Linked DNA regions of Homo sapiens: regions 1, 2, 4, 5 and 6 are each linked to region 3. Evidence: chromatin loops called from intact Hi-C (ENCODE). Cell type or tissue: HCT116. All regions are shown on one strand.

The links. A loop is a pair of places that touch in the nucleus more often than their neighbours do. Peaks named below come from ENCODE experiments on the same cell type or tissue, not always from the same donor. Only the 100,000 strongest peaks of a DNase experiment are listed, where the experiment ranks them.
Region 1: a loop joins it to region 3, with 8 times the contacts of the local background. A loop is called at or near these places in 6 of 110 quality-filtered maps.
Region 2: it touches region 3 in a loop (5-fold over the local background); 33 of 110 quality-filtered maps call a loop at or near these places.
Region 4: it touches region 3 in a loop (11-fold over the local background); 74 of 110 quality-filtered maps call a loop at or near these places.
Region 5: a loop joins it to region 3, with 21 times the contacts of the local background. A loop is called at or near these places in 5 of 110 quality-filtered maps.
Region 6: a loop joins it to region 3, with 13 times the contacts of the local background. A loop is called at or near these places in 72 of 110 quality-filtered maps.

Annotation. Positions count from the first base shown.
Region 1 is chr11:2,973,789-2,977,788 of GRCh38, reverse strand. It overlaps NAP1L4 (nucleosome assembly protein 1 like 4), which reads left to right. Exons shown (of 16, transcript NM_005969.4): 4 at 1,666-1,765. Among named protein-coding and RNA genes, the nearest start is that of SNORA54, 12 kb to the right of the region's middle. In HCT116, a CTCF peak has its summit at 1,994 (motif pointing left); a DNase peak (open chromatin) is centred at 1,998.
Region 2 is chr11:3,095,223-3,099,222 of GRCh38, reverse strand. All of the region lies in intron 14 of OSBPL5 (oxysterol binding protein like 5), which reads left to right. Among named protein-coding and RNA genes, the nearest start is that of CARS1, 40 kb to the right of the region's middle. In HCT116, no CTCF peak of the experiment used is centred here; no DNase peak of the experiment used is centred here.
Region 3 is chr11:3,214,864-3,218,863 of GRCh38, reverse strand. It overlaps MRGPRG (MAS related GPR family member G), which reads left to right and starts at 51. Exons shown (of 1, transcript NM_001164377.1): 1 at 51-920. The coding sequence starts at 51. The coding sequence ends at 920. It overlaps MRGPRG-AS1 (MRGPRG antisense RNA 1), which reads right to left and starts at 532. Exons shown (of 2, transcript NR_027138.1): 1 at 305-532. In HCT116, a CTCF peak has its summit at 1,528 (motif pointing right); a DNase peak (open chromatin) is centred at 1,543.
Region 4 is chr11:3,035,307-3,039,306 of GRCh38, reverse strand. It overlaps CARS1 (cysteinyl-tRNA synthetase 1), which reads left to right. Exons shown (of 23, transcript NM_001014437.3): 6 at 15-113; 7 at 1,108-1,257. The region is part of intron 1 of CARS1-AS1 (CARS1 antisense RNA 1); the gene reads right to left. Among named protein-coding and RNA genes, the nearest start is that of CARS1-AS1, 7.9 kb to the right of the region's middle. In HCT116, a CTCF peak has its summit at 1,847 (motif pointing left); a DNase peak (open chromatin) is centred at 1,846.
Region 5 is chr11:3,414,862-3,418,861 of GRCh38, reverse strand. It overlaps the pseudogene FAM86GP. Among named protein-coding and RNA genes, the nearest start is that of ZNF195, 38 kb to the right of the region's middle. In HCT116, CTCF peaks have their summits at 1,478 and 1,688 (motif pointing right); a DNase peak (open chromatin) is centred at 1,708.
Region 6 is chr11:3,108,344-3,112,343 of GRCh38, reverse strand. All of the region lies in intron 7 of OSBPL5 (oxysterol binding protein like 5), which reads left to right. Among named protein-coding and RNA genes, the nearest start is that of CARS1, 53 kb to the right of the region's middle. RefSeq lists a silencer at 2,110-2,169. In HCT116, a CTCF peak has its summit at 2,039 (motif pointing left); a DNase peak (open chromatin) is centred at 1,983.

The sequences.
Region 1 (4,000 bases), 240 kb after region 3:
ATATTTTTCCACCATTAAAAAAAACTATATCTGTACTCCCCACTCCCTCCAAACTGTTTGAAAGCAAGTGGTGGATATCTATTTTCCTAAAACAATTCTACAATGTCATTACCAAGAAACTTAACACTGGAGCAATACCATTCTCTAATAGACAGTCATGCTCCTGTTTCCCTGGTTTTCTCAGCAATTTTTACCCCACGCCCGAATCTAGCACCTATTCAAGGATCATGCGTTTTGTTTTGTTCTAGAGTCATCTCCCTACCTTTTGCATCTTTTATTAATACATCAACATATCAGCGCTCTGGGCCACTGTTGTCTTATAGAATGCTCACAGTCTGGATTTGCCCAGTCGTTTCTTCCTGATGAGATTCAGGGTAAACATTTTGGCAAGAAGGGCACACAGGTAACATGATGCAGTGGTCGTTGGTTCCGGAGGCACAGGGTGTTGGCTCGGCACCTGCCCAAGGACACTGAGATTGATGATTAAGACAGTGCCTGCCAGACTTCTCTGTTACCAAGGTCCTTTCACCTTGGAAGCAATCTGTCAGGCACGTGTAGATATCCTCTTCCTCTTCAGCAAACTTTCACACGGAGGTTTTAGCACCCATTCATATGTGTTTGTATATGCATGTAGTATTTATATACTACACATGTGTACACAGTTTTATATATACAAATTACGTACCTTAAATACACTTCATGTGCTTCATGTTAGTGGTTGTGTTTGCAGTTCTATTATGAATGTTTAAAATTGAGTGCCTGCTTGGTGTGTTTGACTTACCCACATCATGGGAGAATACTCGGGATGGGAGAATACTCGGGATGGGAGAATACTCGGGTATGTACTGGCTCTAAGCAAGGGAAGGGCGCTGGGTTTGGATTTCTGTATTGTGTCATTAAGAGGGAGATTGTTAAGAGTCTGTGTCATGAGCCAGATGTCTGCCACTTCATAGTCACAACTGGGTAAAAGGACAGTCACTACCTTGTCAGGATCTCATTCATTGGTTTATTGGGAAATGGGCTTATAAATACAAACAGCTTGGTATTGTGAGCTCACTACACATGTAGGTTAGCCCTAAGTGGGGTGGAATGGTCAGAAGTGCTTCCTGGAGGGAGGTGGGTTTGGGCAGAAGGACATTCAAGGCAGAGGCGAGTAGCACATGCAAAGAAAACTTAGGGAACAGTGCTGGCAGAGAGCTAGTGAGCCTTGGGCTCTCCTGGACTGTGAAGTCTATGGCACCACAGTGAGCAAGGGAGCTAGTGGATGCTCTTTTACTTTGAGGAACTGATCTCATCTCTGTTCGTGGCTTCTGGACACCACCATGGGACTTGGGGGTAGACCATGTGAACTTACATTAATGATGTCCTCAGTTGTTTAAGTCTGGTGCTTAAACAGCCACAGTCCTGGTGAGAGCCAGGACTCTCTAGGTGTTTATTCAGTAAATTTGTAACTACCCATCAGGTGATTAACCCAGAGTGTTAAATGCTCTTAAAATAAATTTTAATTATTTTCAAAACATGTTTAAGAAGTCACTGGTGTATGTATTTAGAAATTAGTAGATGTAAATCTAGGCAAAGCTAAGTAGATATGTTACTAATTTTTGACTCTTGGCTATTGTGTGTGGTGGGCATATTTTAAATATGTTTGGTCTTAACTCTTCATAGAAAAGCTCACAGATCAGGTGATGCAGAATCCTCGAGTTCTGGCAGCTTTACAGGAGCGACTTGACAATGTCCCTCACACCCCTTCCAGCTACATCGAAACGTAAGTGTGCTGTGAATAGGGTCTCATGCAATTTGGAGAAACAAAAGGAAAATAAAGGAAAAACCACTTTTCAGTTCCCCAGAACAGGATTAAATGTTTTTTTCGTTCCAAGACATTGTCTATGAGAGACAGGCACTGGGATATGAGAGGAGTGACCCTACCCGGTGCCTAGGCTGAGAGTTTGCCTGGTGGATGGAGTAGCGTGACCTGTCAGTTCTGATAGGAAGTGCACAGTGCCATCCTGTGGAGGGCTAGAGGACTTCACAGATCATCTGAGTTGGAGAGGACAGCTGGTGGCTCCTAAGTTAAACTAAGAGAACCACTCCTTCCTGACTTACCCACATGAGCCTGTGACACCAACACCTTAAAAAAAAAAAACTGGGCATAGTGCCGCATGCCTATGAGTTTTCACTACCCTCCAGCCTGGGTGACAGTGAGACTGTCTTTAAGAAAAAAAAAAAGATGGGGTCTCACTGTATTTCCTAGGCTGGTTTTGAACTCATGGCCTCAATTGGTTCTCCCGCCTCAGCCTCTCAAAATGCTGGGATAACGGGTGAGCTACCGTGCCTGGCTGACACCTTTGCTTTCTTAAGAGAGGCCTATGTGCTAGATGTATTGCACTATGAAAATGATAAGGGTGGTGATCCTAGAATCCTAGGATGGCTCTTGTCAGGACCTCTCTTACTTCTGGAAGGAATTTTTGGTTTTTGAGTTGGAGTCTCACTGTTGTTCAGGCTGGAGTGCAGTGGCATGTAATAGTTCATTGTAACCTTGAACTCCTGAGCTCAAGTAATCCTTCTACCTCAGCCTCCAGAGTAGTTGGAACTATAGGCATGCACCACCATGCATGGCAATTTTTTTTTTTTTTTTTAAAGGGATGAGCTGTTACTGGGCTTCCATCTATAATTGGGTCAGGGCTTGGTCTCCCAGGAGGCCCCACCTTCCAGCTGGTTTCCCCAGTCAGGACTGCCAGGGCTATTACGACAAGAAGGGGACATTTATTTTTTATTTTTATTTTTTGAGACAGACTCTTGCTCTGTCATCCAGGCTGGAGTGCAACTTCCGCCTCCCGGGTTCAAGTGATTCTCCTGCCTCAGCCTCCTGAGTAGCTGGAATTGCAGGTGCACGCCACCACTCCCAGCTAGTTTTTTGTAGTTTTATTTATTTCACTGTACGTTCTGGAGTAGATGTGCTGAGTGTTCAGGTTTGTTACATAGGTATACATGTGCCATGGTGATTTGCTGCACGTGTTTTTTTGTTTGTTTTGTTTTGTTTTGTTTTTGTATTTTTAGTAGAGACAGGGATTTGCCATGTTGGCCAGGCTGATCTCCAGCTCCTGACCTCAGGTGATCTGCCCACCTTGGCCTCCCAAAGTGCTGGGATTATAGGCATGAGCCACTGCGCCTGGCCTAGAAGGTGACATTCAGAGTTTGCTTTGCCCATTTAGAAGCTTCTCAGAGATTACTTAGTGGGCAAGGTGTTTTGATGTTATTTTTTTTGCAGACTAGATTGATGGGATGGGGTGATACTGAGTGGGAGTGGCAAGAATGAGAATGAGTAATGGTTTCTAGTTTTCTCGCTTTAGAAACTGGGTTGGTGGGGTGGCATTCTGTGAGAGGAACTGCTTGAGTGGGATCAGGTTTATGTGGGACTAGAAGTGGTTCCATATTAGCCATATTGCAGGAAAAGTGCCGGCAGAGGGCTGGGTGTAGTTGGTGTGAATGATTGAAGGACTGTTGGGGGCACACTAGGGTCCAGTTTGTTTAACATCCTTTGTCTAAATGACGAGTTAATGGGTGCAGCACACCAACATGGCACATGCATACGTATGTAACAAACCTGCACGTTGTGCATTTGTACCCTAAAACTTAAAGTATAATTAAAAAAAAAAATCCTTTGTCATTTTACTTCAGTTGGAAAGCTTCAAAAATTAAACTAATTTAAAATTGTATAATTAGCCAGGCATGGTAGCTCACACCTGTAATCCTAGCACTTTGGGAGGCCGAGGCAGGCAGATTGCTTGAGCTCAGGAGTTCGAGACCAGCCTGGGCAACATGGTCAAACCCCTACTCTACAGGATGCAAAAAAATTAGCTGGGCATGGTGATGTGCCCCTGTAGTCCAACTATTCAGGATGCTGAGGTGGGAGTATCATTTGAGCCCAGAAAGTTGAGGCTACAGTGAGCCGAGATCGCACCAGTGCACTGCAGCCTGGGCAACAGAGTGAGATCCTGTC
Region 2 (4,000 bases), 120 kb after region 3:
ATTCCTCAGTCCCTCCAGGCCCTGGCTTTTTCCGGAATGTCATGTAGTTGGAATCATACGGTGTGGAGCGTTTTCAGATTGGCGTCTTTCACTTGGCAATATGCACTTAAAGATTCCTCCACTAGGCATGATGGCTCATGCCTATAAATCCCTGCACTTTGGGAGGTAGAGTTGGGGGAATCACTTGAGCCCAAGAGTTCAAGACCAGCCTGGGCAACATGGCAAAACCCTGTCTCTACAAAAAGTACCAAAAAACTAGCCAGGCATGGTGGTGCACCTGTGGTCCCAGCCTTGGGAGGTTGAAGTGGGAGAATAACCTGAGCCCAGGGGGCAGAGGCTTTGAGGAGCCATCGTGGCACCAGTGCATGCCAGCCTGGGCTGGCGTGAGATCCCATCTCAAAAAAAAAAAAAAAATCTTTGCTGGGCTCAGTGGCTCACAACTGTAATCCCAGCACTTTGGGAGGTTGAGGCAAATGGATCACCTGAGGTCAGGAGTTTAAGACCAGCCTGACGAACATGGAGAATCTCCGTCTCTAATAAATATACAAAATTAGCCAGACATGGTGATGCATGCCTGTAATCCCAGCTACTCAGGAGGCTGAGGCAGGAGAATCACTTGAACCCGGGAGTTGAAGGATGCAGTGAGCTGAGATCATGTCATTGCACTCCAGCCTGGGCAACAAGAGCGAAACTCCATCTCCAAAAAAAAAAAAAAAAAAAAAAAAAATTCCTTCATGTCTTTTTATGGCTTGATAGCTCTGGATTTCTTTTTAATTTTTGCTGATTGAAGGTTTTTGTTTGTTTGAATTATTTGAACCTGAGGTTTCGTGGCTTTGATGAAGTCCAGAAAATTTTAGCCATTTTTTTTAAGTGCCTCACTCCTGATTTCTCCATTTTTCCTAGAACTCCAATGAGACAGAATTTGAACCATCTCCTCCTTTGCTTTGTCTCTCTTAATGTTTCCATCGTATCTCTTATCTCTTTGCATTCTAGATAACTTATGTAGATGTATCTTTAACTCTAATTAACTTGACGTGTAACTCATCCACTGAGTTTTCCATTTTGATATATTGTTTCCCAAGAAGTTCTACTTGGTTTCATTTCAAACCTGCCTGGTTTTTTTGTTTGTTTGTTTTTATTTTTGTTTTGAGACGAAGTTGGGGTTTCACTCTTGTTGCCCGGGCTGGAGTGCAATGGCATGATCTCAGCTCACTGCAACCTCCACCACCTGGGTTCAAGCAATTCTCCTGCCTCAGCCTCCTGAGTAGCTGGGACTACAGGCGCCCGCCACCACGCCCAGCAAATTTTTTGTATTTTTAGTAGAGATGGGGTTTCACCGTGTTGGCCAGGCTGGTCTCAAACTCCTGACCTCGGGTGATCCGCCTGCCTCGGCCTCCCAAAGTGCTGGGATTACAGGTGTGAGCCAGTGCGCTCGGCCTTGCCTGTTCTTTTTATACTCGTGCATTGTTCCTTGGTCATGTTTCCAATCCTTTCTCATAAATCTTTGAGCATTGTAATAAGCACAGTTGTTTTATCATCTCTAGCTGGTCACTCTCATATTCTGTTTTGTTTGCTGCTGTGTCCTCACTGACCATAGTGTTGCCCTTGAAGGTGCTCGATAATTATTCAAAGAATGGCTGTATTTAGTAAAACCTTGGGATTCTAATTTGCTAGTTTTGTGTTTGTTTGTTTTCGTTTTGTTGGCTGAAATTGTTTTGTTGGCTCTCACATTTTCTTAGTAGGTTGTTTCTGGGACACAGAGGAAGTATAGATTTGAATCCCAAACTTACCCTACACATTCATGGAGAGTTCTGGGGTTTCTTTTTAACCCCGGAGCGCAGGCCCAATACAAATGTTTCCTTGACTCTCCCTCTGGAATGAACGGCCTTTCTGCGACTGTTCCTTCTGTTGAGGGTGTAGCCATGTGAGAGTGCCTGCTTAGTGGAAATGTCTCGGAAAAAATCTCTCCTGGTTACTCTGACCCAAGGACCTGTCTACCACTTTCCACGGCAACCTCAGAAACCAAGATCTCAGATCGACAAATGCCCCTCTTTCTCTTCCCCCCTTTTCCTCTCCTCCTCCTCCCATCTTCCCCTTCTTTCCTCTCCTCCTCCTCCCATCTTCCCCCTCTTTCCTCTTCTCCTCCTTCCATCTTCCCCCTTTCCTCTCCTTCTCCTGTCTTCCCTCTTTCCTCTCCTCCCCCTCCCGTCTTCCCCCTCTTTCCTCTTCTCCTCCTCCCACCTTCCCCCTCTTTCCTCTTCTCCTCCTCCCATCTCCTCCCTCTTTCCTCTCCTCCTCCCGTCTTCTCCCCTTTATTTTTTCTTGTGGGAGAATTCCCATCTTTTCTTGCATGCTCATTGACTCATCCATGCTTCATATATTTTTTCAACTTTTTATTATGGCAAAGTTCAAACATATATCAAAGTACAGTACACCCCATATACCCACAGCACAGCAATGCACCCACCTTCATGCTCTCCCCTGAATTAATTGGAAGTAAATCCCAAATATCATGTCATGTCATTTGTGTATTTTATTTTATTTTATATCACTAAAGTTAAGGATTTCCCTTCTTTCTTTCTTTCTTTCTGTCTTTTTTTTTTTTTGACAGAGTCTTGCTGTGTTGCCCAGGCTAGAGTGCAATGGTGCAATCTCAGCTCACTGCAACCTCCGCCTCCTGAGTTCAAACGATTCTCCTGCCTCAGCCTCCCGAGTAGCTAGCATTACATGCGTGCGCCACCACACCTAGCTAATTTTTGTATTTTTAGTAGAGATAGGGTTTCACCATGTTGGCCAGGCTGGTCACAAACTCCTGCCCTCAGGTGATCAGCCTACCTCGGCCTCCCAAAGTGCTGGGATTACAGGCGTGAGCCCCCACGCCAGGCCGGGATTTCCCTTCTTAACCATAGCCACAATACTATCATCAGATGAAAAACAAACAAACAAACTCTTAGTTGTCATCGAGTCTACAATCTGGTTCATATCCCCAGCTGCCACGTGCCTGTGTCTTGATCCCCCACACACGTGACAGTTGGCCGTTTGGCTGGGTCTCTGCATCAGGCCATGCTCCGTGCATGGATGTCCTATGTTTACATCTCCTTGATGTCCCTCCCTCCTGTTTTTCCCTTGCAGAGTATTACTCATTTCCTCCTAGTCCCCTCTAGCATGGATTTTCCTGGCTGCATTCCTCTGCCCTGGGGATTTCCTATAAACCACGAATTGATTTGATCTCGAGATGCCTGATCACGTTCAGCACAGTTTTTTTCAACACGACGCTTAATGGGGGTTTTGTGTCTTTCCACAGCAGGGTGCACAGGGCCTGTTGTTCCTTGTGACATTAGTGGACATTGATTCTCAATGCCTGGATCCATTCATGTAAAAGGCATTGCTAGATGGTGACGTTCCATCCTCTTTCACTTAATCACCGGAAGGCTTCTCAAAAGAGAAACTTCCCCTTGTCTACTATGTGGTTACCCAACAGGATTGGTTTGTTTTAGGATAAATCCCAGGTTTTTTATATTTTCAAAATAATGATTTTTTTCCCCTGCTGTCTTCCAAAGGTGACTGGCGAAGGTCATTATTGCCACGTATTATTTGATAGGAACGTATTTGGTGATTTCAGAACCTTTCAGTTATTAACTTTATTGATATTGAAATTGCCCCATCTTTGGCCAATGGGGGCCATAGTTGGCTCAGGGGCCCCCTGCACACCCCAGTACCTCTGCTGGTATTCTTCCTTCTGCCCTGACCATGTGTGCACCTAGGACATTTCCTACACTAGACCTCAAATCGACCATTTCTCCCGGGAGCTCCAGGTTCCCTTCACTAGGAAATAATATTTAGTGATCACAATCTGGAGGTCAGACCTGCTTTGCTTTTCTTTCTTTTCTTTTCTTTTTTTTTTTTTTTTTTGAGACAGAGTCTCACTCTGTTGCCCAGGCTAGAGTGCAGTGGTGTGATCTTGGCTCACTACAACCTCCGCCTCCTGGGCCTTCTTCCT
Region 3 (4,000 bases):
TCTGTCTCCATCTTGCAGGTCCCTCGCCAGCACCCTCTGAGCCGGCCAGGATGTTTGGGCTGTTCGGCCTCTGGAGAACCTTCGACAGTGTGGTCTTCTACCTGACGCTGATCGTGGGCCTCGGGGGACCGGTAGGTAACGGGCTGGTGCTCTGGAACCTCGGCTTCCGCATCAAGAAGGGCCCCTTCTCCATCTACCTGCTGCACCTGGCCGCCGCCGACTTCCTGTTCCTCTCCTGCCGTGTGGGCTTCTCCGTGGCTCAGGCTGCCCTGGGCGCCCAGGACACACTCTACTTCGTGCTCACCTTCCTGTGGTTCGCGGTGGGGCTCTGGCTGCTGGCGGCCTTCAGCGTGGAGCGCTGCCTCTCCGACCTCTTCCCCGCCTGCTACCAGGGCTGCCGGCCCAGACACGCCTCGGCCGTCCTCTGCGCCCTGGTGTGGACCCCGACCCTGCCGGCCGTGCCGCTGCCCGCCAACGCCTGCGGCCTGCTGCGCAACAGCGCGTGCCCCCTGGTCTGCCCGCGCTACCACGTGGCCAGCGTCACCTGGTTCCTGGTGCTGGCCCGCGTCGCCTGGACGGCTGGCGTGGTCCTCTTTGTCTGGGTGACCTGCTGCTCCACTCGCCCGCGGCCCAGGCTCTACGGCATCGTCCTGGGCGCGCTGCTCCTGCTCTTCTTCTGTGGCCTGCCCTCGGTCTTCTACTGGAGCCTGCAGCCCCTGCTGAACTTCCTGCTGCCCGTGTTTTCCCCGCTGGCCACGCTGCTGGCCTGCGTCAACAGCAGCTCCAAGCCCCTCATCTACTCGGGGTTGGGCCGACAGCCCGGGAAGCGGGAGCCGCTGAGGTCGGTACTGCGGAGGGCCCTGGGGGAGGGCGCCGAGCTGGGTGCCAGGGGACAGTCCCTGCCCATGGGTCTCCTATAAGTGGGCTTGCCCCGCCCACAGGGCCTGCCAGGAGGTGCCCACCCCCACCGACCCTCGCTCACCCCACACCCAGATGCTTTCAGGACCAGGAGGAGCCCCGCCCACCACCTAGCTCTTACCCTGAGCACCCAAGGGCTGGACACAGCTGGAGAGACTTGGCCCTGACCACCCCCCAGCCAGGCCTGCTGAGGATGAGGGAGGCAGAAAATGGAGCTGGAGAGAGGTCAGGCAAGGAGAGAGAAAGGAGAAGCCTCCTGAATAGGGGTGAGGACAGGCACCACGCCCCCAGGCCCAGCCCAGATCCCCTTACCCGGCCCCTCCCCACCCTGCTGCACCTGAGTCACAGGGGAGAAAACTGCACAATAAAACAGAGCCAGCCACCAGCCCACAGTGGCCGGATTGGAACCCAGGCTTCCGGACTCCTGGGCTAGGTGGGCGCCGTCCATGCCACCTGCTGGCTGAGGCTCTGATTCGCCCCCTACAGAGTTGAGGTGGAACTACTCCTTACTCCCCGCCCTGCTCAGCCATCATTGTCCTGCCCACCCCGCGGGGACCACACCCAGGGCTCTGTCCCCCTCTCTGAGGCCCAGGACTGGCAGGTGCCTGATGTCACCAGCAGAGGCCACCAGGTGGTGCTGCTTCTGCACAGAACAGACCCAGCCCCGTGGGCCGGCGGATGCAGGAGCCTCCATCCCCTCGGTCCCCTCCCATCCCCTCCCACACTGGTCCCCACCCGGCCTCTCCTGCGTCCCCAGGGCCATCCGCTCTCTGCGGGTTGCTCCCGTCTCCCACCTCTGCTCTCACCCTCCCTCCTCAGCCCTGGATCATCTGGAGCTTTTGCCCCAAGTGTTTGCTTTGGAGAGAGAGAGAGAGAGACAGAGAGAGAGAGAGAGACAGAGAGAGAGAGAAAGAGAGAGAGAGAAAAGAAAAGAAGGAAAGAAGGAAGGAAGGAAAAAGAAAGAAAGAAAGAAAGAAAGAAAGAAAGAAAGAAAGAAAGAAAGAAAGGAAGGAAGAAAGGAAGGAAAAAGAAAGAAAGAAAGCAAGAAAGCAAGAAAGCAAGAAAGCAAGAAAGAAAGAAAGAGAAGAGAAGAGAAGAGAGAAGGGGAGGGGAGGGGAGGAGGGAGGGAGGAAGGAAGCGAGGAAGGAAGGAAGGAAGGAAGGGGATCCAAGTTTCCAAAGTGCAAACCATTTGATGTGTTTTCTGACCATGAAATAAAATACTTTCTGGTCATTTTTAAAACATTCAAGCCCTACGGAAAATACTAAAAAGAGAAATCGCCAAAATTTTTTTCCACCCAAATGGGGACATTTTTGATGAAAAGCACTCCAGTTATGTATTTTTTTAAATAAAGACCTGCAGAAATTTTCTTTTTTGCCCAAATGAAGGCATTCAATGGGTGCTCTTGGTGCCGGGTGGGACATTCTGCAGCTGCCTTTGCATAAAGTTGTTCTTTTTCCACTAGAAAAGTAAAACGTTGCTCGTTTATGGAAACTTTGAAGAAGGTTAACAACTGGAAAGAAGAAAAGCTTACATGTAGTCCCCCAACCCAGAGGCACGCACCTTTGCTGGTTTTTCTTCCTTCCCCGGGATGAATGTGTTCTGGCCACGCCAAGTCCCGTGCCCGCCTGCCCGCTGCCAGTTCTCCCTAGACCGTGCTCTCAGGACTGGAAGCTCAGCAGGGAGTGTGGGCACTGTTGGTCTGAAGGCCATCTGGGGGGCTCAGGAGGATGGGAGTGTGGGCACTGTTGGTCTGAAGGCCATCTGGGGGGCTCAGAGGGACGGGAGTGTGAGCACTGTTGGTCTAAAGGCCATCTGGGGGGCTCAGGGGGACGGGAAAGCCTGAGCCCTGGTGGCAGGGGGAGGCTTAGGCTTTGAGGGCAGGGTGGGAAGGGTTGTTCATTCTTGTGACACTTCACACAAGACCCCAGGAGCTGTGTGGCCTCCTTCCTGAAAGACCTGGAAATGGGATAAGGGTGGGGACAGTTTCAGAGGTGAAACCTACAGGATCTGTCCCATCCTCCCAGCCCAGGAAATAGCTGCAGGGCCCCCTATGGGGCCATCCATCTGTGTGCAGCAGGACAGGAAGGCGGCTGGCTGCTGATGGTGTCTGGGGCGCATGACAAACAGCCCAGTCTAGACAGATGGAGAGCGAGGGGCTTCTGCCCCGGCACCCACTGCTGAGCCCAAAGACAACCAGGTCGAATTCTGTACCTGGAGAAGCTACAGCCACATGGAAGGACAAGGTTGCCCTGGGCTGGTCTGGGTCCAGGCAGCCGCAAAAGCTGGACTACAGCCCAGATGGAGCTTCGCTCCGGTCCTGCCCGCTCTTCTCGGGCTGAGTGACCTCCAGCGTGTCACCTGACTGCTCTGAGCCCAGGTCTGTGAGAGACATCAGGGCAAGGTCTCCTTGCCCGGATGGCAGGGATCCAGGTCTCCACAGAGGGCGGCCCGCCCAAACCTTCAAGGCCAAATGAATCACCTGGCCCACCTCTGCAGACCTCCAGGTGTGTCCCGCCCGCCCTGACCTTGGCACACCCACCTCGCTGCCTTCTGCTGTCCCTGCCCCTATCACTGTCTTGCCCAACCTTCAGGGGCCTGTCCTTGTGACTGTCTGTCCTGCTCTGTGATGCCCAGGGCTTCCTGGCAGCAGAAGCTGAATTCTCAGCTCCTCTAGTGTGCACCTGCCCTGTCAGCACCCACGGTGACCACTGTGCCCAAGCAGCCCCCACCCCTAGCCAGCACAGTCCAATGTGTCATGTGCTTCCCATCCCTGCTTATTCGCTCCTGTGTTTGCCTCTTTAGTGTCTGTGTCTCCCTAGAAGATGAGCTCCATGAGGGCACAGAGCCAGCAGCTGACTTGCTGCTGTCTCCCTGGGACTGGCAGGTAAAGCGGCTTGATGAGTTGTTGTCAAATGGATGGACAAGTGGATGGATGGCTAAGTGGATGGATGGATGGATGGATGGATGGATGGATGGATGGATGGATGGATAAGTGGATGGATGGATGGATGGATGGATGGATGGATGGGTGGGTGGGTGGATGGATGGATGGATGGGTGGGTGGGTGGATGGGTGGGTG
Region 4 (4,000 bases), 180 kb after region 3:
CCTTCCCTCCCCAGATCATCAAGAGGGCCCGGCAGAACCACCTGTTCGAGCAGTATCGGGAGAAGAGGCCTGAAGCGGCACAGCTCTTGGAGGATGTTCAGGCCGCCCTGAAGGTGGGCCTCTTGCTGTCTGCTCTAGAAACCGAGCCCTTTGCTTTCTGTTCTCGGTCCTTTGTAGGCTACTGTCCCTAGGGTAGTGTCAGTCTCACAGGCTTTCACAAAGTGTATGTTACTCAAGCCAGTTCCGTCAGGGGCGCTGAAGTCTCCATAGGTAAGGTCCCCTGGCCTGTGACAAAGTCACCAGCAAAGATGTACTGGAGTGGAGTGGAGAGTAGGTGACATTCCTGCCACTTACAGGAAAACAACTGAATTCATCACAGTGCCACTAATTACACTTATAAAAATGCTTACCAATATTGCTGTCTAATTTTCAATGCCAAGGTTACAACTAAATCAGAAACTTCTGCCCAAGATACAAAAGCTATACTAAGCTTTTTAATTTGGTAATACTGTAAATTTTCAGAATCTTTTGAAGAAATTAGTTCTCTCTAGTATTTTCATTCTGAATAACCATCGTTATATACTTATTTTTATTACAATAGTAAGAATAGGTCATTTTACTCTCTACTAATTATCCTTAGTAATTACAGTAATCATTATGGATATGCTTATGGCATTTTATCTCTGGAATTAAAAACAGGAATAAAATTAGAGCTGAGCAATCTTTTAGGTCAGTGAGGCCTGAGTACCTTCCTGATGGATGTGTCTGCAGCACACCTCAGAACACACTGGGTGGCCTACTTTTCCTCATCCCCAGAACAGCCCTAGAAATACTGCTCTCACACCCAATTTGCATTGGAGAAACTGAGGCACAGAGAGGTTAGGTGCCCTGTCCAGGGTCACACGTGAGAGGGCAGAACCAGGAGCTCCTGAGCCGGGAGCTTCAGTCTCTCTTAGTTCCTTACTGCCTGGCCACTTGGGTTGCACACTTCTCTATCTCTATGGGGCCATGGGAAAAACCGTTCTGTTTTCTACCTGGAATCACCTTTATGAATTTAGGTTTTGCTGAGCAGTATCTAATAGATTTGACGTCTCTTTATGGTTGCAGCCATTTTCAGTAAAATTAAATGAGACCACGGATCCCGATAAAAAGCAGATGCTCGAACGGATTCAGCACGCAGTGCAGCTTGCCACAGAGCCACTTGAGAAAGCTGTGCAGTCCAGACTCACGGGAGAGGAAGTCAACAGCTGTGTGGAGGTGAGGCTTCACACATCTCCCAGACAGCCCGTTCGGGTCAAATGTCGGGCCGTGCATAGACTGATCTGTGTGCACGGATTGATTCCACAGATTGTCTTAGTGGAAGACACTCTGTGTCTCCAGTAGCTCCACTGTGGCAGGCGGCCCTGTTCTGCGGTGGCTGAGTCAGTGCCCCTCCCCTCCCACACCCCTTTGCCCCATTTCCTGGGTGCAGAGCCTGTGCCACTGGAAGGAGACTCGGGATCCACACCCTCCCACCACTTCCATCAGATAGGCAGGAGGTGCACTTGGAACGTGGGGAGGCAGCCTTCTGTCGAAGTGTTCCAAGATTCTCCAGCGGACTCTCCCCACACCAGCTGGAGAAGGAGGAGCAGGGATTAACATTGAATTGAGCATTGAGGCCTGTGGGTACCTACTGAGCTTGGGGCCTTCACGTTGACCAGCTCTCCTGCCCCTGCCAATATCTCCTTCAGACACAGGGCAGAGACCTGGGTGCAGAGGGGACCCTGCCCTCTTCCTCAGGCCTTTCCCTGTGGCTGGCGCCCTGGACACAGTCAGGAAGGCCTTCTCCTTTGTGCCAGCGCCGCCTGCTGGTCACCCTTTAAGAACTCGATGGAAAAGAGAAGAGACGGCTGCAGCTGTGTGTAGAAAAAGAGGCCCCACTGAGGCCGCAGCCCTGCCTTCCCTCACCACTGCCCTGGCCCCACCTCAGTGATGGGGCAGGGAGTCTGTGTCTGCCCTTCGCCAGCATGTTTCTTTCTAGTTTGGTCTCTTCTGTGTCCTGACTCAGCAGATCGCTTCGTTGCGCCTGTTTCCAAACTTCACGGAAACACGCCACGTGTATGTAGTCGTCAGTGTGCTTTCACCCAAGCTGTGCTTCTGGGACGACCCACATGTGGTCACTGTCACTGCCTCAGTGCCTGCCTGGGAGCCGAGCTGTTTGTCTGTTCTCCTGGGACGGGCAGTTAGGTTTCCTTCTTACCAACAATGCTGCTGTAATTTTTTTCCCAGTTGTTCCACTAATATTCTTTTTTTTTTTTTAATTGTGGTAAAACACACATCATAAGAAATTTACCATCTTAGCCATTTTTAAAAACTTTTTTTTTGTAGAGACAGGGTCTTTTTGTGTCTGGTTTATTTTGCCCAGCATAGTGTGCCCATGGTTGACCCATGCTGTAGTGCATGTCAGACTCTGCTTCCTTCCTATGGCTGAATGATACTCTGTTGTGTATAGATGGGCCACATTTTGCTCATCCTTTCACCTGCCCGTGGACACGTGGGTTGTTTCCACCTTTTGGAGATGCAAGTAATGCTGCTATAAACCTGGGTGTACAAATATCTGTTTGGGTTCCTGCTTTCACTTCTTTTGGGGATATACACGGAAGTGGAATTGCTGGGTCATGTGATGATTCTATTTTTGATATTCTGCGTAACCACCGTATTGTTTCTGCAGTGGCTGCACTATTACACATTCCCACCCATAGTGCATGGGGTTCTGTTTTCTCCACATCCTTGCCAAAGCTTGTTATTCTTCATTTTTTTCATCCCAGTAGGTGTGAGGTGGTATACTGTGGTTTTGGTTTGCATTTCCTTAATGGCTAGTGATGTGGAGTGTCTTTTGCTGAACTGTGAGTTGTTTTGTGTTGTCTCTAGGTGGACATTTGCAAGTTTCTTTAGGCCATATACCTGCAAGTGGAATCGCTGGGTTGTGTAGGATATATGTGAGTGACTGTCGGGGGTTCCCAACACTGCCCACACATTCTGGGGCCCTAGAAGGACTCATGAGACTCGGCATCGAGTTATCATCTTGTCTAAGGTTTGTAGCAGTGACACAGCGAGGAGCAGAAGCTCAGGCGGAGTCTTCAATCATCCATGGGCAGGCTGCTGAAGCTTCCTCCCTGCCTCCCATGAGGGGACACAGCACACTCTCCCCCACCAGGAAAAAAATGCAGCCACATGTGTGAAATGTCCCTCCCTAGGGAAGCCCATCACATAGGCACCCTCTGCCTGGCACGTGCCGCAATTCCTGACTCCCCAGGAGGAAAGCTGGTGTTCCACCTGCATAAGCCACAGTGTTTGTTCAACAGCCCACTGGGGGCTGCTGCCACAGAGCTGGGTTTCCCGGCCTCTTAGCACAGGGGACATTTCAGCTCCTGGATGCCAGCTAATGGCCAGCTCTGTAGGCAGGCCTTTCTCAGGTGGCAGACACAGACCTTCTAGGCTCACTTTTATCTTCATAGTAGCCATATCAGAAATGTCTATATGGCCAGGCACAGTGGCTCACACTTGTAATCCCAGCACTTTGGGAAGCCAGGGCAAGAGGATCACTTGAGCCCAGGAGCTCCAGACCAGCCTAGGCAAAATAGTGAGACTCTATTTCTACAAAACTTTTAAAAATTAGCCAAGCATGGTGATGCAAGCCTGTGGTTCCAGCTACTGGGGAGGCTGAGGTGAGACAATCACCTGAGCCCAGGAGTTTGAGGCTGCAGTGAGCCATGAACACACCACTGCACTCCAGCCTGGGCAGCAGAGTGAGACCCAGACTCTTAAAAAAAAAGAAAGAAATGTCTATGCAAATTTCTTCTTCTTCTACCACATTTTGGGTGTGCTGTGTATTTGCACATACACCTGCATTTGTATTGTTGGATTCTTCCCTTTCATCAGTCAATGAATGTGAAGTGCTGATTGCTGTGGTTTGAATGTCCCTTTTTCCAACCTCTCCTGAGACTGAGCATCTTGTCAA
Region 5 (4,000 bases), 200 kb before region 3:
TCCTGTTTTCCCACCGCCCCCCTCCTGCTGCAGCAGTCCCTCTGCCCTCCGTTCCAAGTGCCAGGCCGCGGCCACCTCAGAGCTTGCACCAGCTGTTGCCACTGCCTGGAACTTGCTCGTCCTGCACTCGGCTTCTCTCGACTTTAGCTGGAGTGTCACCCTGAGCGTCCCCTCCCCTCCATCCTGTCCCCAGGGACACACACTCCAAGAGAGCAGTTGCCAAGTGGGCCTTCCCGCCTCTTCCATAGAGCCAGACAGTTGGCGACTGTCCTTACTGCAAACCCTGGTTCACACTGGCACCCCTGGGAGGGAGGTGGTTTGGGCCCACGTGCCCTGTGTTCCTGCTCAGAATGGGCATTAGAAATGCTGCCATAGCCTGTGCCACTGCAGTGGAAGCATTTTTAGGAAACGGTTTATATCTTAAGACAAACTTCAGATGCATGGGGCCAGAACGCTGTGTCCATCTACATCTTTGCTGAGGGATCGGGTAGCCTGGAGTTTGCCCTCTGCTGTGTTGGCTTGAAGCTCATAGGGGACTTAAGACGGGCTCTCGAGCAACCAACGTTCTGTCCTTTGCCGTAGACTGTGAAGCATCCTGTGTGTGTGAAGCACCGGCTGTCAGTCAAGTATGCCCGGTGCTTTCTCTCAGAACTCACCAAAAAGGTCCGTTATGGGGAGTGTCCGCCCAGTAGCCAGACAGCATAGCCACCTGCGTGCTGGAGCCCCTGTCCTTCCCAGGCCCTGGGCCTGCTTTGCAAACAGCAGCATGACAGGGGCCTCCCCAGGCAACTGGCTGCAGCCACGTGTGACCCATGGGAGACAGTGCAGGGCAGGAAGAAGGGGAGGCCAGTGTCTCTCCCTCACTCTGCCTCCTGGGGTTTCCACAGCAGCTGCTTCTCTGGGGCCCCAGCTCCTAGCATATGGATTCTCATTCCTACCAGGCTGGTCCAGCCCACAGCACTGGAACCCTCACCCACACCCTCTGTCCTGCCCGCCGAAGGGTTTGGAGTTTCCTGCTCTTGTCTGTCTCTGGGTTGCCCCATGGGCCCCTGTTGGAAGGTTTAGCTCTTGCCATACCTTTGGAACTAGTTCCTCTGGTGAATTCTCTGCATTGATCCTGCTGGAATGAGCTCTTTCCTGACTGATGCAGGATGGATTTTATTTTTTACTTATTTTTTTGAGACAGAGTCTCACTGTGTTGCCCAGGCTGGATTACCGTGGCACAGTCTCGGCTCCCTGAAACCTCTGCCTCCTGGGTTCAAGCAACTCTCGTGCCTAGCCTCCTAAGAAGCTGGGACTACAGGCACATGCCACCATGCCTGGCTAATTTTTGTATTTTTGGTAGAGACAGAGTTTCACCATGTTGGCCAGGCTGATCTCGAACTCCTGACCTCAGGTGATCCACCTGCCTCGGCCTCCCAATGTGCTGGGATTACAGGCATGAGCCACCGCACCTGGCCTAGGATGGATTTTAAAGATGGGCCCGAAAGTGCAGGGTTTGACATAAGGATGTCGAGAGGCCATTCCTCAGTAGGCAGTAGCAGACCTATCTTAGTGAAAGGGCCACACTTTTAGCAAGTAAACAATCCCCTGCTTCTCCAATACCTGCTTTCTCCCTAATCCTCCCCAAAAGGGTGCATCTGTGGTCACCAGCAGGTCTGCCCTGTGCCACCAGGAGAGGGCAGCAGTCACCCAGTGTATATTGTTGCTGCCCTGTGAATCTTAAGATGGGGCCAGCCATGGAGAAGCAGCCTGCTGACAGCCACAGCCTGCAGCATGGGCCGCCCTCACAGTTCTGCCTGGGCTCACTTAAAAGCACCTTTTGTTTTCCTCCTCTCTGTCATGGTCATGTGGCAGCTCTCACGGAATCCTTGTCTCCTGCCCTAGACTACACCTAACCCTACCCTCTCAACACCTCTCGTTGAAGGCCCTCCCATCCAGGTTTCCCTACCAAGTGAATTTTTTTTTTAGAGACAAGGTCTCTTGCCCAGGCTGTCCTCGAACTCCTGGGCTCAAGCAGTCCTCCCATGTCAGCCTCTAGAGTAGCTGGGACTATTCGGCACACACCACCATGCCCAATGAAGTGAATATTTTACATGCCAGCTGGCTGGTATTACACCATTCCATCCCAAATCTCCCCTCCAAACTTGGTGAAAATCATCTGACCATTTTTACAGATTAGAACGAAAGCAAACAAGCTCTCACTCTGTCTGACCCCAGCACGAGGCTGTCCACACAGAGCTTTTGGACAAGCTGTACGAGGACCTGGCAGAGACCCTGATGGCCAAGGAGTCCACCCAGGGCCACCCGAGCTATTTGCTGGTATGAGAAGGGCACCCTCCTCCCCCTCACAGCCCAGATACCCTTCCTGCACAAAGTGAAAACGTGGGTGTGGGTTCAAATCCTGACTCACCCATTCTGCAGTCTTAGACATGAGGTCCGTCAACCTTCTTTAGCCTCAGTTTCCCTGTCTGTAAATCAAGCACTTCAACAACAACAGCATGTCTCATGGGGTTGTTGGGCATTTGTCCAATAGGTGACACACTCTACCTGCTTCACAAGGACCTGGTGTCCAGTCCTCAAAGAATACTTGACAGGTCCTGGTGTGGTGGTTCACACCTGTAATCCCAGCACTTTGGGAGGCTGAGGTGGGTGGATCCGAGGTCAGGAGTTCAAGAGCAGCCTGGCCAATATGGTGAAACCCTGTCTCTACTAAAAATACAAAAATCAGGCCGGGCGTGGTGGCTCATGCCTGTAATCCCAGCACTTTGGGAGGCTGAGGCAGGTGGATGACCTGAGGTCAGGAGTTTGAGACCAGCCTGGCCAACATGGTGAAACTCTGTCTTTACTAAAAATACAAAAATTAGCGGGTGTGGTAGTAGGTGCCTCTAATCCCAGCTACTCGGGAGGCTGAGGCAGGAGAATCTCTTGAACCCAGGAGGTGGAGGTTGTAGTGAGCCAAGATCACGCCATTGCACTCCTGCCTGGGCAACGAGAGGGAAACTCTGTCTCAAAAAAAAGTGGAAAAATTAGCCACACATGGTGGCACATGCCTGTAGTTGCACCTACTTGGGCAGCTGAGGCAGGAGAATTGCTTGAACCCAGGAGGCAGAGGTTGCAGTGAGCCAAGATTGTGCCACTGACTCCAGCCTGGGTGACAGAGCTCAAAAGAAAATAAGATAAAACATAGATACAGAAAACCACAAAGGAAAAACATAGCATATTGAATCATCACAAGGCAGCCACCCCTTCATAGCCACACCTGGCCCCTGGCCACCACTGACCTGTGCTCCATCACCAGAATTCCGTTGTCTCAGGAATGTTCGATGAATGGAATCCTGTGTGGCCTGAGATGAGTGTCTTTCATGCCACGTGACACCCTTGAGGCCCGTGCAAGCTGTTGGCATGTCAACAGTTAGCTGCTTCTCATTGCTGAGTGGCGATTGGTCCTGTCATGGTTTATTCAGCCATGTGGTGGATGGCTACTTGTCTTCTAAGCCACTTGCCTTCTGATTGCTGGACTGACTCTCTCGCCCTCTCTTGGTGCAGCCCTCGGGAGGCTCAGTCACACTCTCCGAGAGCACAGCCATCATCTCCCATGGCATCACAGGCCTGGTCACATGAGATGCTGCCCTCTACCTGGCAGAATGGGCCATCGAGAACCCGGCAGCCTTCTCTCATAGGTGACCTCGGGGCGCACGGCAGGACACCGAGGCAGGCTCACCCTGGTGCAGTTACAGACATGGTCCCCTTTCCTCCCGCCAGGACTGTCCTAGAGCTTGGCAGTGGCGCCAGCCTCACAGGCCTGGCCATCTGCAAGATGTGCCGCCTCCAGGCATACATCTTCAGCGACTGTCACAGCCAGGTCCTCGAGAAGCTCCGAGGGAATGTCCTTCTCAATGGCCTCTCATTAGAGGCAGACATCTCTGCCAACTTAGACAGCCCCAGGGTGACAGTGGCCCAGCTGGACTGGGACGTCGCGACGGTCCATCAGCTCTCT
Region 6 (4,000 bases), 110 kb after region 3:
CCATTTTCTTTAAGGAACCCCAGGCTACTATAAACTATTTTAGGTCCCCCATGCGGCAGAAGGTGCAAGAGAAAGGAGAGACAGCAGAAGTAAATCAAGAAACAGAATTCAGTCAACTGAGAAGAAAAAACCCTTTTGCTCAAAAAAAGACAAGGTCCTAGGAGAAAAACAAAAACAGAAACATGAAGGTCTCTTAAATACAAACACACACATATGCGCACACACACACATGCACACACACATATGCACACACACATGCACACACACATGCACACACACATACACATGCACACACATGCGCGCACACATACACACACATGCACACACATGCGCGCACACACACACACATGCACACACATGCGCGCACACATATGCACACACACACACACAGCTTGGATGTTAGCTTTTCATTAAACTGACTTTTAACCATTGAGCTTCTTTGAAAAAATCTTTTTAAATCTCATTCCATATTTCAACTAGGACAAATTTCAACGAGGACACAGAAGTACAGTCATTACTCTTTCAGTTTGGCCTAGCTAGTGAAAATGTGGCCTTGTTATATGAATAAAGCCCCTTAGTAGTCAAAATCAAAATCTTTCCTCTTTTTTTTTTCCTTTTGCTGGCCGTTTTTCTCCCCCCATCACGCCACCATTGTGTGTGGGGGTGGGGAGGGGAATTCAGCCACTTCAGAGGCCTTGTTCCCCATAATTTGGAACTTCCTTCAGATTTGATCAAGCCAGATAGAGGTCAATGGGAAAAAGACCAAAACAACAAAAACAGAAACAATCAACAACAAAAAAACAGTTAAGCGAAACAAACAATCGCACAACTTACGTGATCACTGAGTGCTCTAATGGTAAGGAGAAATTAAGACCAGCTGGTTGTTAATCTTAACTTTAGCTAAGACAAACCACAATTCAGTTACTTCCCTAGGGATGGGTCTCAGGCTGAAAACTCAGATCTCCACCATCCTGGGAGCAGGAAAAAAAAAAAATTCATCTTCCCTGTTGGAAGCAAGCTCGAACTCCATAAAGGAGTTACCTGCCTTCCATCGTCATGGAAGCAGGGAAAACTTGCCTTCCTTGTATCGGAAGCAAGTAAAACTCCAAAAAGAGAAGTTGTAAAACAAAATAAACTTTAGATCTCGACCAAATTTTGAGAGATCAGGGATTCTCTGTGGCAGGGGGTGGGGGTGGGGCACGGGGGGAGGTGCTTCCAGGCCTCAGCAAATTGTCTTATTGGTTTGAGCCATAAAGTTAGCTCAAGCTGGTACCAAGCACCAATAGGAGACTTGTGAAAAGTCAGGGGCATCTCCACTCAGAATCCTTCAGTGGTTACCAAAATGTTTGAACCCTGAAAATCTGAGACAGGTCTCAGTTAATTTAGAAAGTTTATTTTGCCAAGGTTGAAGACGCCTACCTGTGACACAGCCTCAGGAGGTCCTGACGATGTGCCCAGGGTGGTCAGAGCACAGTTTGGTTTTAGGGAGACATGAGACATTAACCAACATATGTAAGATGAACATTGGTTTGGTCTGGAAAGGCGGGACAACTTCAAGCGGGGAGGGGCTTCCAGGTCATAGGTAGATAAGAGAAAGATGGTTGCATTTTTTTGAGTTTCTGATGAGCTTCTCCAAAGGAGACAATGAGATATGCATTTATCTCAGTGAGCAGAGGGGTGACTTGGAATAGAATGGGAGGCAGGTTGGCCCTAAGCAGTTCCCAGCTTGGGTTTTTCCCTTTAGCTTAGTGATTTGAGGGGCCCAAGATTTTCCTTTCACACCAGGCACCATTGAAACAACAGGTTCTACTGTTATCATCCACATTAGACAGGTCAGGAAACTGAGGCACAGGCAAACTGCCAGCAAGAAAGTGCTAGAACGAGAATTTCCCTGACTCCCAAATGCATTGCACGCTGTTGCTGTTCCCTGAGTGGCCGCTCAGGCAGCTGTGACTGCGATGATCCTCCACCTGGAGGGATTCCCTCTTGGCCGTTCCTCCCTCTAACCTGAGGTTGGGGCCCTACCCCACCTCGCCCTCCAGTGGCTGCTCTGGGTAAATGCGGTTGCTCCACCTCCTCTAACCCCAGGGTGATGCCTCCCAGAGCAGTGGGGTGAAGGGCTCCCATCCCGCCGGTGGTGCAGACCTAAAGCAGTCTGGCCTTGACCACGGGGCTCCGGTGCCTCTCAGGTTGGAGTCTCGGTGCCACATCACCCCTGGTGGTCAGATGCCACATCCATGCTCCTTCCTGGGCCATCCTGAGTGCCCCACTATGTGCCAGGTCCCATGCAGGCCCGGGGATGGCCAGGGCAGCCCACAGCCTCTGTGCTCCTGGGTGAGGTGGATAACCAACCATCAGATAAGGCAGGTTGGGCTGAGGTGTGAGCTGAGCCCCTGATAGGGTGTGGGCCACCATTCGGGAGGAGAGGTGTCTGCAGCCCCTGTGGGTATCAGGGTGGGCTTCCAGGAAGAGGAGGAAGAGGTCTCGGAATGAGCTTCAAAGGATGCATAATATTCAGGATGTCTAGTCCTTTGTGGCAGCTACAAAGCACACGTGTTCAGGCCCTGGGGCCAACTCGGCAGTTGTGACCCCTCCAGCTCCCCACCACCATCCACTGCCATCCCTCCCCCAACCCTGGTGTTCCGCCCAGGCTTGGCCGCTCTGGCACCAACCAAGCCTGCAGTGGAACCAGCAGGATCCCAGATATCCCCCCAACCCAATGAGAAGGGCAGCTCTAGAGACCCAGGAGCCACTGTCTAGGCAGGCCCCTCCCTACACTGGACCCTGAGATGCCCCACGAAGAGCAGGATTTAATGGATCTCAAAGTGAGGGAGAAAAACTCACTGTCTCCAGGAGCTCGAAAAGGCAGAGGCTCAGAGAGGCACAGAACCGCCTTCAATGCTCTTCAGCCCCATCCTCCCACCTGACGTGACCCCAGGAGGCTTTCTTTGAATAACACTTACTAACAGCCCAGGCACAGTGGCTCACACCTGTAATCCCAGCACTTTGGGAGGCCGACGCAGATCACTTGAGGCCCAGAGGTTGAGACCAGCCTGGCCAACATGGTGAAACCCCATCTCTACTAAAAATACAAAAAAATTACAGGCAGGCACCTGTAATCCCAGCTACTTGGGAGGTTGAGGCAGGAGAATCACTTGAACCCTGGAGTCAGAGGTTGCAGCGAGCTGAGATCACCCTACTGCACTCCAGCCTGGGTGACAGAGCGAGACTCCATCTCAAAACAACAAAAAAACAAAAACAAAAAACACACTTATTGACCCGGTGTGGTGGCTCACACCTGTAATCCCAGCACTTTGGGAGGCCAAGGCAGGCAGATCACCTGAGGTCGGGAGTTCGAGACCAGCCTGACCAACATGAGGAAACCCTGTCTCTACTAAAAATACAAAATTAGCCGGGTGTGGTGGTGCATGCCTGTAATCCCAGCTACTCAGGAGGGTGAGGCAGGAGAATCGCTTGAACCCGGGAGGCAGAGGTTGCGGTGAGCTGAGATCGTGCCATTGTGCTCCCACCTGGGCAACAAGAGCAAAACCCCATCTCAAAACAAACAAACAAAAACCTTATTAATAGTGTGACCTGTCACAGGCCACCACGAGATGCTCCTCTGAGTGCGGGGGCCGCTGTTATCACACCAGGACATCAGTGTCACCCAGGTGGACACGTGCCCCACAGGAGGACCCTTGGGTGGTGCTGTCACCCTGCTTAGGAAGGCAGCAGGGCACAGGGCCCAGAGTGGGGCTTGGAGGCGCCCAGCTGTCGACCAGCCCCTGCTCCACCGCTGCCCACAGAGCCTCTGGGCGGCCTCAGGCAGGTCTCCTCCCTGGTGTGCAAGCCCCTCCTCAGCCTTCCCCACCCTCCTCCCTGGACTCCAGGCTGGCAGGAGCCCCTGGCACCCTGACCAGTGCTTCCCAGTGAGGGAGGACCCTCCTCCCTAACTCCACCTGCAGAAACCTGTGGGTGGCCATCAGGGTGGGAGGCTGGT